3 separate regions of the Homo sapiens genome follow, and regions 2 and 3 are each linked to region 1. The links are chromatin contacts, found by Hi-C or POLR2A ChIA-PET in ENCODE. All regions are on one chromosome and are shown on one strand. Each heading gives the region's core, a stretch centred on a gene start or an enhancer-like site at or near the end of the contact. The rest is flanking DNA. Distances are from core to core; before and after follow the strand shown.

What was found. Hi-C counts contacts between places; a loop is a spot of excess contacts on that map. ChIA-PET counts read pairs that join two places held with the same protein, here RNA polymerase II (POLR2A). Pooled maps may share reads with other maps.
Region 2: a pooled map shows a loop between it and region 1 (5-fold over the local background). The contact joins the promoter of PFKL here to the promoter of PTTG1IP in region 1. A Hi-C loop is called at or near these places in 1 of 37 single-sample maps with no recorded cell type and 8 of 50 pooled maps. POLR2A ChIA-PET finds 5 or more read pairs at or near these places in 1 of 52 experiments (naive thymus-derived CD8-positive, alpha-beta T cell).
Region 3: a map of naive thymus-derived CD4-positive, alpha-beta T cell shows a loop between it and region 1 (9-fold over the local background). The contact joins the promoter of LINC01694 here to the promoter of PTTG1IP in region 1. A Hi-C loop is called at or near these places in 1 of 168 maps with a recorded cell type or tissue (naive thymus-derived CD4-positive, alpha-beta T cell), 2 of 37 single-sample maps with no recorded cell type and 8 of 50 pooled maps.

The regions. Positions count from the first base shown.
Region 1 is chr21:44,872,285-44,877,149 of GRCh38, reverse strand. PTTG1IP (PTTG1 interacting protein) reads left to right here and starts at 3,460. Exons shown (of 6, transcript NM_004339.4): 1 at 3,460-3,648. The coding sequence starts at 3,534. RefSeq lists enhancers at 2,503-3,180, 3,338-3,838, 3,839-4,339 and a silencer at 3,097-3,746.
Region 2 is chr21:44,298,534-44,303,443 of GRCh38, reverse strand. It overlaps PFKL (phosphofructokinase, liver type), which reads right to left and starts at 3,391. Exons shown (of 22, transcript NM_002626.6): 1 at 3,254-3,391. The coding sequence starts at 3,338. It overlaps AIRE (autoimmune regulator), which reads right to left. Exons shown (of 14, transcript NM_000383.4): 14 at 4,796-4,910. RefSeq lists an enhancer at 1,226-1,365 and silencers at 2,699-3,148, 3,169-3,838.
Region 3 is chr21:45,591,472-45,595,903 of GRCh38, reverse strand. LINC01694 (long intergenic non-protein coding RNA 1694) reads right to left here and starts at 2,250. Exons shown (of 2, transcript NR_146912.1): 1 at 2,196-2,250. All of the region lies in intron 1 of LOC107985485 (a long non-coding RNA gene), which reads left to right. RefSeq lists an enhancer at 1-195.

The sequences.
Region 1 (4,865 bases), core at 2,211-4,710:
AACTCCGTCAAAAAAAAAAAAAAAAGAACAAGTCAGTATGTAAGACAACTGTCTTTGCATCAGTTGGACTCTCAGTGTAGCCCTGAGCATGGCTGTCTGTGTGTATTGTCTGCCTTCCCAAGTAAAGGTAAAGAGAAATCAACACTTTCACACACAGAACTACTGAAGGATGTGCTAATAAGTCCACTACACTAAAGGACTTTGATCGGGGTAGCCAAGAGGATTCTTCCAGTATCAGTGGAAGACTCTGACCATATTTGATCAAGTACTGCCTTTAGTAGGTTTTGTAATTCTTCATTATTCAATAATTCAGTGTCTTCTAGGGCAATTAGGGATCGCAATTGGGTTAGATTTTGAAACTTTTTTTATGTCTAGTAACTCAGCTTTCTCATCTAATTCTAAATACGTCTTCCCCCTTTGGGAGAAAGAAACGTGGATATTGTAATTCTAAGAAGTCTCCTTTTATAAGATGGCTGGCAGCTGATAGAACCAGAAGGAAAATGTGAGTCCCTTGTAAAGGACCTAGTTGAAAAGCTATAGGCTGAGATTTACGTGCCGTTACAGGCGTATTAGTGACACCTACCCTTTGAACTTTTTTTTGACTCCAAGGAATGGAACCTTGTAACAAGATGGGATTTATTACAGAAAACACGGCTGCTCTATCAGCAAAAGCTTATGTCAGCAATGGGAACTCGTGTTAACTATTTTAAATAATTTTTATGGCCAGGCGTGGTGGCTCACGCCTGTAATCCCAGCACTTTGGGAGGCTGAGGCAGGTGGATCACAAGGTCAGGAGTTCAAGACCAACCTGGCCAATATGGTGAAACCCCATTTCTACTAAAAATACAAAAATTAGCCGGGCGTGGTGGTGCGTGCCTGTGGTCTCAGCTGCTCGGGAGGCTGAGGCAGAGGAGTCGCTTGAACCTGGGAGGCGGAGGTTGCAGTGAGCCAAGATTGAGCCATTGCACTCCAGCCTGCGCAACAGAGCGAGACTCCGTCTCAAAAAAAAAAAAATTATTTTTCCCAAAGTAGAGGCAGGGTCACACACTCGGGTATTTAAATTCTCTGGGAAAACCAGTGGGGTCCTGGTGAGCATCAGGAAATTCCTTGATTATACTTTTAAGTTCTACCTTTGACCATAACTCATGAACTAGGGCACATAGTTGTCCCCTATGAGAGACACTGGCTGTTTGAGCAATGGCCCCAAAACAGGAGGAGGAGGAGGAAGAAAGGTGGGTCTGGGCGAGGTAATTCAGACAACAAAGGATAAAGAGAAGGAGCTGAGGGAGGAGGGGGAGAAATTTCAGTAGTCTTTTTTAAATTCAGAAATTATTTTAGATAATTTTTGTTTTTCTCTCATAAATACCTTTATTAGAACTTCTTTTGGATGCTTCCAACTACCATAAAAAATAACTCTCCCAAAGATTCCGTTTTATCCTAGAGCCAGCGTTTTCCAATTGAGCAAACAAGTAAATTACCTTGGTGTTCCAATGGTACCCGGCTTTGGTCACTGAAATGTTTTTTCTCAAGTTACGTGAGACCATTTTTCTAAATATAACGAGAGGTGGCACCATAAGCACTGCACAGGAAACCAGCTGGAGTTTCCAAAGATGGGTCCTCCCTGAAGGAGAAAGACTTGTTTTGGATGGACGATTGCCTATGAGTTCTCTTAAGTGACAAAAGACTGTAAGGGAAAATCTGGTTACTCAAGAAGAAAGTTTAGACATGTCAAATTGAACTCAGCTCCAGAGCCTGGCCAGTTTTAAGGATTACAAATTTTGCTTAAGCCACGATTCGCTGCTTCTTTTCAAAGAGAAACTGCTTTCCCCTTCTCCAAATCTGAAGGACAAAAAAGGTTGCAAACTTTAGCAAGACGAACAAAACCTTAACCTCGAAGGATAGTGTTAACCACACACCTGCAAACAGCTGACTCTTTGGAGAAATAACAAACGAAACTCTTGCCTTAAAACCAAGCCTCAACTCCAGCCCTATCAGGTGTGGACCTGGGTAGGCGGAACAGAGTCTGAACCTCAGCCCTGGGAGGCTGCCAGAGACCCCGGCCAGGTTCCCAGGCGGTCCGGTGAACCAAGGCCGCTCCGCGGGTGCCAGCGCTCCGAGTGCCAGAGAAGTGGCTCGGATCACAAGAGGCTGGCTTCGGAGCCATCTGCAGGCGCCCAAATCCCAACCTAAAATCACCACAGGGTCAGAATCTAATGTAAGGGGGGGTTATTCAAAGGCAGTTGGAGGCTGGCCCACCCGGAAACACCGGCTCCAGAGGAATGGAGTCCGCCCTCGGAAGCGGGGAGGGGAAGGGTGCCCTCGGGCAGGCAGAGGCGGAGGCTTTTAGCAGGACCGCGGCGTCCTTCCTACGAGGTGGGCGCAGTCCTCGCGTTTGATGGACGACGGGCAGTGCCTGCTTCAGGGAAGGGTGCGGCAGTCACGGTTTCCCGTCTTCTGGTCTAAGCAGTGCAGAAAACAGGGAAGTTCATCTACAAGGGTCATGAACTAAGAAGGCAGGAGGTTTCTGTCCCCGGCACCGGCGAATCCCGGACCCGAGAAAGGAGCTACGGGCGCACAGAAGCGGGCGGCCCCGGCTCTCGCGGGGCTTAAAGCGCGCAGTGTGTTCGGGTTCACACCTCTAAATGTATTTTTGCCATTTCTTAAGTAGCCTTAAAAATGTCCGTCACTATTTAGTCCTTTTATCAACCGAGGGGCCCGGAAGGCCGCAGCGAGGGCGTCGGCGAGAAGCCATGGAGGAGAAACGGCGCTTCTCTCGGGAGTTTAGGTGGCAGCTTCAGCAGCACACGTTTCAGCCCATTCTGGGGCCGTTTCTAGTGTGGTTAACGTACAAAAATAAACAAATCCCCTAAAAGTCCCACGCGGACATCGGCGGGAGCCCAGGGCCGGACGCCGCGGTGTGGAGCGAGGGCGCCGGCGCGGACTATGAGGGCCCACCGCGCCTCGTCCAGGGCTCACTTAAGAGCAGCGTGAGCAGCGCTTGGGACCGCCGTCCGGGACGCCCGCAGCCCTTTAGGATGGAGGCCACCGTGACCTCCGCCACCGAAGCACCGCGCTCCCCTAGTCCCCTCAGCCGGTCGCCGTTCCCCGCCGCGCAGGCGCAGGAGCCGCGGCGAGCCCCTCGGTCACGCCTCGCCCCTCGGTCACGCCTCGCCCCTCGGTCACGCCTCGCCCCTCGGTCACGCCTCGCCCCTCGGTCACGCCTCGCCCCTCGGTCACGCCTCGCCCATCCGCGCCGCGCAGGCGCACTGAGCCTCAGCCGCTCTCCTCGCTACCAGGCTCCTTTCCTCTATCGCGCAGGCGCACTGAACCTCAGCCGCGCCGGGAGGCGAGCCCGTTGGCGAGGGGCGGGGCAGATGGCGAGGGAGCGGGGCGAGCTGCTTTTTGAGGCTGCGCACTCGCATGGCCCCACCTCGCAGGTCCACTTCCGGCGCCGCGGCTGTTCCGGGCGGAGACCGCTTGTGCTGGAGTCGGAGTTGTAACGCTCCACTGACTGATAGAGCGACCGGCCGACCATGGCGCCCGGAGTGGCCCGCGGGCCGACGCCGTACTGGAGGTTGCGCCTCGGTGGCGCCGCGCTGCTCCTGCTGCTCATCCCGGTGGCCGCCGCGCAGGAGCCTCCCGGAGCTGGTGAGGGCGCCGGGGCGGGCGGGGCCGCGAAGGGGGCGGGGCGGCTGGTGGGTCCAGGTCGGGGTCGGGGTCGGGGTTTCGGCCAGGGCGCTGGGCTCGGCGGGCGGCCTGGGCCCACGGTCGCAGGCAGCGCCCCGACGGAGGCTCCTCGAGGGTCACGCCCGTTTGGCGGCCGCGGGAGCTGCCGTCGCGGCTGGGGCGCGGGCAGGGGAAGAGCCGTCTTTGTCTTTGTCTTTGTTTTGTCCAGTCGCTGCGGCCGCTCCTCGCGCGTGGCCTCGGGTTGGCCCTCGCCCGGCAGGCGGGACGCTTGGCACCTGCGGCCTCCCTTAGCCTCACTGCGACCCCAAACAGCACTCCTCGGGTTCGATCCCGAGCCGGGAAGCCGGCTCACGACGTGTTCGAGGTCGCACAGCTGGTCGGGGGCAGGCCGGGATGGCGGCCGCAGGCCCCTGCAGGGTGATGGGGCCGCGGCCGGTGTGTCTCTACAGCCGCCGGCGTTCACGCCGCCACTCCCTCCCGGCCGCAGTTCCACGCACAGCAGCGAACGCTCGCACTTATGCCTTAGAAAGGAAGGCGTCCCCAAAGCCAGGCTGTAGCATCTGATTTTGAAGCAAGCTGATTGCGGTTCTACGCTGTCCAGACGCGCAGGTGGCATTCTTCATCGTTTATCCCGTCTGCACCAGGCCCTGCGGCCACAGTGGTGACCGACAGCCAGAGCTCCTATCCAAGAGGAGCTGAGTCCCCGGGAGGCTGACCAAGAAAGAAGCAGTGAGGGCGCGGGGGCTGGGGGAGGAAAGTGCATGACAGGAGACTCAGAGTTCCAGAAACCGGCAGTGTTTATAGAGGGTGGCTTCCTGTGGGGCTGGGCCTCCAGGGCCTGGTGGGCTGCGGGAAAATCCAGCAGGTTCTAAGCTGGAGAGTGTCATGGTTGGACCTGTTTCACAATGTCATGCTGGCTTCCGTGTGTGGAGTTTCCAGGTGACCACTAGTGGTGGGGAATAGTGCCACCTTAACTTCAGTTTCCTGACCCTTACAATTAGGGTTGACCTGGGCCCAGCTTGAGGGGCTAATACTTTTCTCAGCTCTTGTTAGCCCAGGCTCTGTCAGTGTCTGTTTAGCATAGTAGAGCACCTTTTCTTTTTGTGACCTTATGGAATGTTTATTCCGATGCAGGATTATTTGTGTTTCTTCTTACCTGCCTCCAAGTGTGCTTAGGG
Region 2 (4,910 bases), core at 2,142-4,641, 570 kb after region 1:
TTTTTTTTTTGGTCAAGTCTGTTTTTTTTTTTTGAGACAGAGTCTCGTTCTGTCACCCAGGCTGGAGTGCAGTGGCGGGATCTTGGCTCACTGCAACCTCTGCCTCCCCGGTTCAAGCGATTCTCCTGCCTCTGCCTCCCGAGTAGCTGGGACTACAGGCATGTACCACCACGCCTGGCTGATTTTTGGGGTTTTTTCTTGTTTGTTTTTTGCAACAGAGTCTCGCTCTGTCGCCCAGGCTAGAGTGCCGTGGCTCGATCTCGGCTCACTGCAACCTGCACCTCCTGGTTCAAGCGATTCTCCTGCCTCAGCCTCCTGAGTAGCTGGGATTACAGATGCGCACCACCATGCCCAGCTAATTTTTTGTATTTTTAGTAGAGACGAGGTTTCACCATGTTAGCCAGGATGGTCTTGAACTCCTAACCTCAGGTGATCCACCAGCCTCAGCCTCCCAAAGTGCTGGAATTACAGGCGTGAGCCACCGCGCCCGGCCTGTTTCAAGTCTTCTAGCTACCTTTGCACAGGTTATTGTGCAAATAGATATCCTTGAACAACGCCCTCCCCTGCTCAACAGCACCAACCCCTGGCCAACAGGAAAGGCGTGACCCAGAGCCACACAGGACAGGACTTGTGGGCTGGCTGGAAGGAACTTGCAAGGTGGCCTGTCTTGTCCCCAACCCCCTTTCACAGAAGGGGAAATCAAGGCCCGAGAAGTCCCAGGACTGGGCAACACTGGCAGGATGGTGAGGCTGGCTGTTCCATACATCCAACAAACGCAGACTTCAGCATTGGGGCAGAAAGTGCCTCCCAGTCCCCACTCTCCTGCTGCCCGGCTGACATAGAGGGCAAAGAGAAGGGCACACTATGCCACAGGCTTCCCCTCGGCCAGGGTCAGCCTTTCTAGGAAGGCAGTGGGGCCCCGAGAAGGAAAACAGAGCACCCACCATGGGGAGCCACACGGCAGCAGCAGTGGTGGCCTGGGAGAGCCCTGCAGACTGCTTTTCCGAACTCATGAAACAGGACTCTGGTTCTGCCCAGAATGTCAGTTCCTCCCATCCTACTCGCCCCAGATCATCCTCCATGAATCAGCCCCAGCCCTGAACTGGGGAAGTGTGTGGAGTCCTCCTCCCTTGCAGAAAACCACCTGTTCCCTGTCCACGCATGGGAGCTCACATACAGAGACGCTGCAGCTGCACGGGGCTTGGGAAGGGAGGACATTTGCAGAGGAAGGCACAGGCCCAACTGGGATGCCATGATCGGCCAGCAGGTGCACTGTGGGCACCCTCCCAGCTGCAGCCAGGAAGCGCTGCCCACTCCATATCAGGCACTGGGGCCAGGCTGAGCAGTTGGAACCCCCAGCTCAGACAGAGATGGGAGGCCCACCCAGCCGGCCTGTCCACAGGGCCAGGAGGGGCATCCCATCTCCAGATCCTCCACCAGCATCCAGAACCGCCTGTCACCCTGGGTGCCCCTCCCCGCTGGCCCAAGAACCACCTGCCAGGCTGGCCCTTCAGCAACCTCCAGCGAGCCCCCCTTCTCTGTTTAGTCTGTGCATGGGGTGGCAGGGGGTGGGGGGGGCACGTGCCACCCCAGGCTCTCAACTTTCCCAACCCTCCACTGCTGATGCTCCCACTTTGCAAACAAGGAAGCTGGTTGGGGACCCTCTGTGTTTCAGGGAACCACAGGTGGGCTTTGGGGCTTCACCAGCCTCACCAAGAAAGCGCCTCCCTGGTGGGCAGGCGGGCTGGCCCCACAGCAACCTGTCTGCCCTCCAGACTCGGGGCCTTTCTTGTCTAATCTCATGGGATGGAGCTTCCCGAGTTCACCCTCCAAGGCCACGGGCCTCCTCTCCCACCTGGGCCCACAACCCACCAGGCCACCCAAAGTGCTGGAATTACAGGTGTGAGCCACCGCACCCGGCCTGCTTCAAGTCTTCTAGCTACCTTTGCACAGGTTATTGTGCAAAAAGACATCCTTGAACAACGCCCTCCCCTCTCGACAACACGGACCCCTGGCCCACAGGAAAGGCGTGACCCAGAGCCACACAGGACAGGACTTGTGGAGCCACACTGGCTCCAGGACACTGCCAGTAGCCGGCAACAAGCAGCAGCTCCCGCTCTTGCCACAGCTGTGAAAAGGGCGGGTGGGCAGCCACCACAGGCCTGGCTCAGCCAGGTCTGAAGGAGCCCCCTCTGCAGGCCGGGGTTCAGACAGTGACACCCACGAGCCACTCCTGCCTCCCTGGCTTGGTCCCACTCAAGGCCGGCTTCCTTCTCGCCTCTTCCTGGCTTCCAGATAGGGAAAAGGAGGGTCAGGTGCCTGAAGCTGGGTGGGGGTGTGTGTCCGCATTTTCTCAACCATTTTCTGAACTCTAAAAGACAGACCAGACCCCGCTGCACAGCCTTGGGGTGCTGGCTGGGCCCCTTCCCAACCCAGCACCTCACTTCTGGTCTCCTAAATCCTCTCCTCTCTCCTCCTGAGGGGTAGGGTAGGTGGCGTCCTGTGCCACAGGTGCCACACTGGACATGTCAGGCCAGAGACACTGGAGGCCGGCAGTGGGCAGGACCAGGCCTCCGGGAGGGAGCGTGCGAGGACACCACGCCCTCAGGCCGGACCCCCACCCAGCTCTGCCAAGTCCCAGTCCCCACCACCTGAGGCCTCCCCAGTACCCCTGCGAAAAGGGTGACAACTGGGCTTTGCTCAATGCCCCGGGCAGCCCATCTCCCCACCGCCCTCTTCCCCAGCTAGACCCACAAGGAAGGCGGCCGCGAGGGCCCCGAGGAGGAGGCGCGGTCCGGGAGTGAGTCCGCCCCCGCCCAGCCGGGAGGAGGTCCCGGAAGCCCGCAGCCTGGCGCCGGCCCTCGGGAGGCACCGGGTCCCCGGGTCGCTTCAGAACCAGGAAGGGCCAGGCTCTGGGGGTGGCGGGACCGGCGCCCTCCGCTCGCGTGGCCTCGGGGACTCCTCGGGAGGTCCTGCCCCGCGGCCCAGAGTCGGACACACCCCCGGGGCAGGGCGCGGGCGGCGCCAAGACCCAGGCGGAGGCCGAGAACGTGGCCGGCCGCACGTAGGCCGGAGACCGCGCCGGGGAAGAGCGGGGGACAGACCCGGGGCAGGAGGCCGGGGCGGGAGGCCGGGGCGGGAGGCCGGGCCGGCCCGAGACCCGGGTCCCGGGGCTCGGCGGGCGCTCCGGAGAGGCCAGGGCGGAGGCGCCCTCCACCCCCTGCGCCGCGACGCGGCCGGGACCCCCGCCCACCTTGCGCGTCGCCGCCGCTGGTCAGGACGCCGATGGCCTTGCCCGCGCCCGACGCCCGCAGCTTCTCCAGGTCCACCGCGGCCATGGCGGCGGCCGAAACACGGGCCCAGCTCGCACTCCCGCCGCCTGCGCCGCGTCGCCGTCCCCGCCCCGCCCCGCGCGCGCCTTCCGCCCGCCCCGCCCCGGGCCCGCCCCCGGCGCCTCCTCGCAGGACGGACCCTGGACGGAGCAGGGATCCTGCGCCCTCGGCCCGCCGGGGCCACCTTCCCGCTGTGCGTTTCTAAACCTGTGCAATGTCACGCGGGCCCTGAGCAGTGAGACCCCCCCCTCCACCCCGGTGGTCTCGAGGATGTGGCCGGGGACCAGGGCGGGGCTGGCCCCAGTGCGGCCGCACGCGCCCCTTCGCCAGCGCCGAGGCCCCGGTGGCACGTCTGGCCCGGCTTCGCTTCTCCGGAGGTTCCTTGCTGTCGGCCGCAGCCACCGCCCCTCCCTGCCCCCCAGGGGCCCTCAGGGCGCCTTCAGGCCTCAGCAGAGCGAAACCCAAACGAGGCGCTGGCGGAAAGCAGCCAGCACTCCTCCCTCCCTCTCCCTCCTTTCCTCCCCTCCTCCCTCACTTTTGCTGGGCCCTTGGGGAAGTCTTGGTTCCCCGGGCCCTGGGGGTGCAGAGCCGGTGTTCGGGAGAGCCGCCTCGTGACCGCACGGTGTGTTCGGTTTGTGAAAGCTCAGCGGGCTGATCGCTAGGATTTGAGCATTTTTCTCTACATATACGGTGGAAATGGTGGCTGTGAATATCAACTACTCCTTATTTAATTGTGAAATGTTAGAAAACACACCGAGAGACTGCGCAAGCACATATGCGTGGGCTAAAAGGCGCTAAGAAGACACCTGTGTCTACCCCTGAGGCATCCTTGTGCTGACATTTTGGGTCATTATTCTCTCCCTTTTCTTACAGCTTCATCACGTGTGTGTGTGTGTGTGTGTGTGTGTGTGTGTAAATTCTTAAACGTACATGGTTTAGCCACAATGAGGTACCACCTCATACCCATTAGGATGGCTACTATAAAAGAAAAACACAGGCTGGGCGCAGTGGCTCACGCCCATAATCCCAGAACTTTGGGAGGCCCGTGGGGTGGGGGGGGGGGGGGGGGGTGGATCACCTGAGGTCTGAGGTCAGGAGTTCGAGACCAGCCCAGCCAACATGGTGAAACCCCGTCTCTACTAAAAATACAAAAATTAGCCGGGCATGGTGGTGTGCGCCTGTAATCCCAGCTATGCAGGAGGCTGAGGCAGGAGAATCACTTGAAGCCAGGAGGCAGAGGTTGCAGTGAGTGGAGACTGCGCCATTGCACTGCAGCCTGGGCAGCAAGAGCGAAACTCCGTCTCAAAAAAAGAAGAAAAGAAAAGAAAGAAAAATGCAGAAAATAGTAATTGTTTCAAGGATATGGGGAGGCTGGAACCCTCATGCAGTGTTGGTGGGGATGTGAAATGGTGTAGCTGCTGTGGAAAACAGGATGGCAGTTCTTCAAAAAATTAAAAATATAATTACCATGTGATCCAGCGATTTTACTCAAAGACTCACACAGATATTTGCACACACATATTCATAGCAGCATTACTCACAACAGCCAAAAGGTGGAAGCACCCAGGTGTCTGCTGA
Region 3 (4,432 bases), core at 1,001-3,500, 720 kb before region 1:
GGGTGCACTGATGCTGCACTGATGCTCAGCCAGGAGCAACTGGAGCAGAAAGCAGCAGTCATGGGAAGATGCCTCAGATCACACACATGCACATGTGCACACACATGCACAGATACATGCAGACAGACGGACACATGCACAGATGCACATGTGCAGACGCACATGTAGATGTGAGCACACACATGCAAAGACACACACACCAGGCACATGCACACATGCACACAGGAGCGACTGAAACTTACAATAAAGCACGAACAAGTCTACGGTTCCATAGGCGTAGCTCTGTTCCAGCAGACGCTGACCAACTCTCCCATTAAAAACACAACACAAGCTAGAAAAAACTATCTTAAAATGTCTGTTCGAAATCAATGAAGAACTCCTAAAGCAGTGACAATTTTGGGGGCCAAGGTCTGAAAGACGGGGAAAGTAAGGATGATGGGCTGATGCTTGGGGCGGCGTGGATCCGGGCTGACCAATAACTGGGGAAGCAAAAGCTGAGCTGAGCCATGGGAGCCGGACTCAGCTCTCAGCACTCATGGGGCCAAAGGAAACAAAGGGGCCCCGAGAAGCCCCTCAGCTGTTGGTGGGAACCCTGAAGGGGAATCAGCCTGACCCCACCCTCCCAGAGTCTGCAGTTGGGTCACAAGGGCCTCCCTCCCTGGGTGACCACAGGAGCGAGCGCCACTCGGCTCCCTGGAGACGGCACCACTGGTGGCCTGAGACCTGTCCTATGAACATCTGTCACTCAACCAAAAATGCCAAGGGTACAAGATGAAAATCAACCAAAAAAGGTGAAGGAGAAGAAGCAATGCAGAGAAGCTGCAGAGGAGTGGAGGGAGGTGGCCCCAGGCAGGCAGGGGAGTGGGAGGGAGGTGACCCCAGGCAGGCAGGGGAGTGGGAGGGAGGTGACCCCAGGCAGGCAAGGGAGTGGAGGAAGGTGACCCTGGATGAGCAGTGGAGTGGAGGGAGGTGGCCCCAGGCAGGCAGGGGAGTGGGAGGGAGGTGACCCCGGACGGGCCGGGGAGTGACCACCCAGAGACCGGCACCCATGATGAGGGGCTCTTAGGGTGGAAAGGAAATGACCCCCCAGGGTGGGGTGGGAGCTTGGGGATAAAGGAAGGAACGCAGACCCGGGAAAGGGAAGTGAATAAAGAGACGCATACATGGTAGAAAATAATGATAATGTGTCCGGCACGGGGGCTCACACCTGCAATTTCAGCACTTTAGGAGGCAGAGGCAGGAGGATCACTTGAGCCCAGGAGTTTGAGACCAGCCTGGGCAACACAGCAAGACGCTGTCTCTACCAAAAATTTTAAAAAATTAGACTGCATGGTTGTGTATGCCTGTAGTACTGGCTACTGGGGAGGCTGAGGTGGGAGGATTGGTAGAGCCTGGGAGTTGGAGACTGCAGTGACCTGTGACGGTGCCACTGCACTCCAGCCTGGGTGACAGAGCAAGACCCGAAAAAATGAAAAAGAAAATAATAACAATAGTGATTTCCAGAGTTTGACATGCAAGTAGAGTTAAAATACATAAGAACAACAGAACAAAGGGTGGGATGGAATAAAGGGGTGATGTAAATCTTTGGTGGTCTGGTAAGAGATAGCAGGAAGAATTTACACTGGACTTTAACATGGATAACTACTGAATGAACAGTAATTCATAACTGGCAGGCTAAGAGAGGATAAACATGGAATAAAAAATAATCGAAGCCACGAGGAGAAGAAGGAACAGGGAACAAGTAGGAAAAACAGAAAACAATTCATAATGCCAGAATTCAAACGCAGATAATGGAATCAAAACAAAAGAACCAGAAAGTTCAATTCAAAGATAAAGATACACTGGATCCTGCAGGAGACACACCCTCAATGTAAGGCCACAGAAAGATAAATGGAAAGGGAGGTCTGGAAAGCTGGGGTGGCTGCATTAACACCAAGCAGAGGAACCACGGGCAAGGAGCTCAGCAGACCAGGGTCAGCTGGTGGCATGGGGCCCAGCCCACGGGAAGATGCCAGCCTCAAACTACAGAAAACAAAGTTGCAGAGTCCAAGAAAGAAGAAGAGAAATCCACAATCATATAGAAAAATTTAAAACATCTCCTGGTCACCAATAAAGCATGTGTATTAGTCCCTTTTCATGCCGCTGACAAAGACATACCCGAGATTGGGAAGAAAAAAAGGTTTAATTGGACTTACAGTTCCACATGGCTGGGGAGGCCTCAGAATCATGGCGGCAGCAAGAGAAAATGAGGAAGAAGCAAAAGCAGAAACCCCTGATAGGCCCATCAGATCTCGTGAGATTTATTCACTCTGGCGAGAATAGCACAGGAAAGACCGGTCCCCGTGATTCAATTACCTCCCCCTGGGTCCCTCCCACAACACGTGGGAATTCTGGGAGATACAATTCAAGTTGGGATTTAGGTGGGGACACAGCCAAACCATATCAGCATGCAAGGAAAATACTAGCAAGAGTACGCAGTATTTGAATCAATCACCTCACTGATGTTTAAATCACTGCACGTGACAGGCGCATCCCAGGGCAGAGCAGCCGCCAGTGCTGAAATGACGGGGCCATGGGGTGATGGGACCGTGGGGCGACGGGGCTGTGGGGCGACGAGGCCGTGGGGCGACGGGGCCGTGGGGTGATGGGGCCGTGGAGTGATGGCGCCATGGGGCTTCTTGGGGGTACACCCTATGTAACTGGAGAGGATGAAGTGAAGTTACAAAGTCATTTACTTGGCCCATGCCCTATGGAGAGGATATTTCCTGTGGTAGCTGAAGTGTGAACTGCCTTATGCTCCCTGCCTCCAGACCCAATTTTCCTGCCTCAACAGGCGCAGGTTTCCCTGTCAGCCCGCTCTGCACTCCTGCACTCCTATCTGATCACCGGGTGTTATCTTTAAATCACTGTCAGATTTGTGTAGTGATTTCTGTAAGTTTAGATTTTTGCACCCTTGTTCCCAAGCAAAATTGGCTGATGATTTTCTTGTGCTGTTGACGGGGCCCCCGTTTGACCTCATCCAGACCCTATGGACGGGTGGCCATAGGCGGGCCACGGTTGACTGACGGAAATGTGGACGCATTGTTTTCCTCTATTTCAAGCACTGTCATCGTGAACATCCTTGTGCATGTGTGTGTTGTATGTCCACCTGGTGTATTGTGTGTGTGTTACCGAGAATTCTGTGTTCGGATGGATTTTTTAACCGACAAGATCCACAGAGCCAGAGCTCTGAACCAGCAATCTGGGTTCTTGTGACAGTGAGCAAAGAACTGCAAACACCAAAATGTAAGCTTAAAACAAGGTTGATTGAAATTTCCAGTAATACTGTCTCAGAGGGTGTGCAGGCTGATTTCTGAGAAGTGACATCAGCACCTGGTTACAGAGCTCAAGGTGCTTCTGTGGGGTGTGAGAAGTAGCTGAGGTTTGGGCTGAGTGACAGGCTGATGTCATTTGGCAGCTTATGGTGACACAGCTAAAATTAAACTGTGCATATTTTTACCCATAATTCATTAAGAAAAGCCCAGTGTGGGGGGGCCACATGTAAATGTTATTACAGTTTTAGGTCACTGGGCACATGCTGCTCTAGGGATTTCTACCTGTGCCCTGGTTTCCCCTTCCACAGGACATGCTGGCCACAGGTTTCACTTCAAACTCCGTCCCTCATGGTGGAGTTAGGGCGGGCTCGGGGCTGAACTTAGGTGGGCCAGGGGCTTAATGACAGCTTCTCTGTTCTCCTTTTTACCCTCTCCCAGCTGCTGATGTGTGTCTAACTACCTAACACGTCTATGTGGTGTGTTTTTTTGTGTGTGGGTGGTGTGCATGGTATGTGTGTCTATGTGGAGTGTTTTGTGTGTGTGGTTTGTGTGTGATTTGTGTGTCGACATGGAGTGTTTTGTGTGTGTGTGGTGTGCGTGGTGTGTGTGCCTATGTGGCATGTTGTGTGTGTGTGGTTTGTGCGTGAGTTGTGTGTCGATGTGGAGTGTTTTGTGTGTGTGGTGTGCGTGTTGTGTGTGTCTATGTGGCCTGTTGTGTGTGTGGCTGGTGCGTGATTTGTGCATATGGTGTGTTGTGTGTATGTATGTGTGCGTGGTTTGTGTGTCTATGTGGAGTGTGGGTGTGGTATGCATGGTGTGTATGTGGTGTGTTGTGGGTATGTATGCGTGTGTGTGGTTTGTGCATAGTGTGCATGGTTTGTGTGTCTATGAGGTGTGTGTGTGTGGTTTGTGTGTGGTGTATCTATGTGGCATCTTGTATGTGTGTGGTGTGTGTCTCTATGTGATGTGTTTTGTGTGTGTGGTGTGATGGTGTGTCTATGTGGCGTGGTGTATCTGTGTATCTGTGTGTATGTCTGTGGAGTGTTGCATGTGTGTGTGGTTTGTGCATGGTGTGTGTCTATGTGTAGTATGTATCTCTGTGTGTGTGTCCATATGGA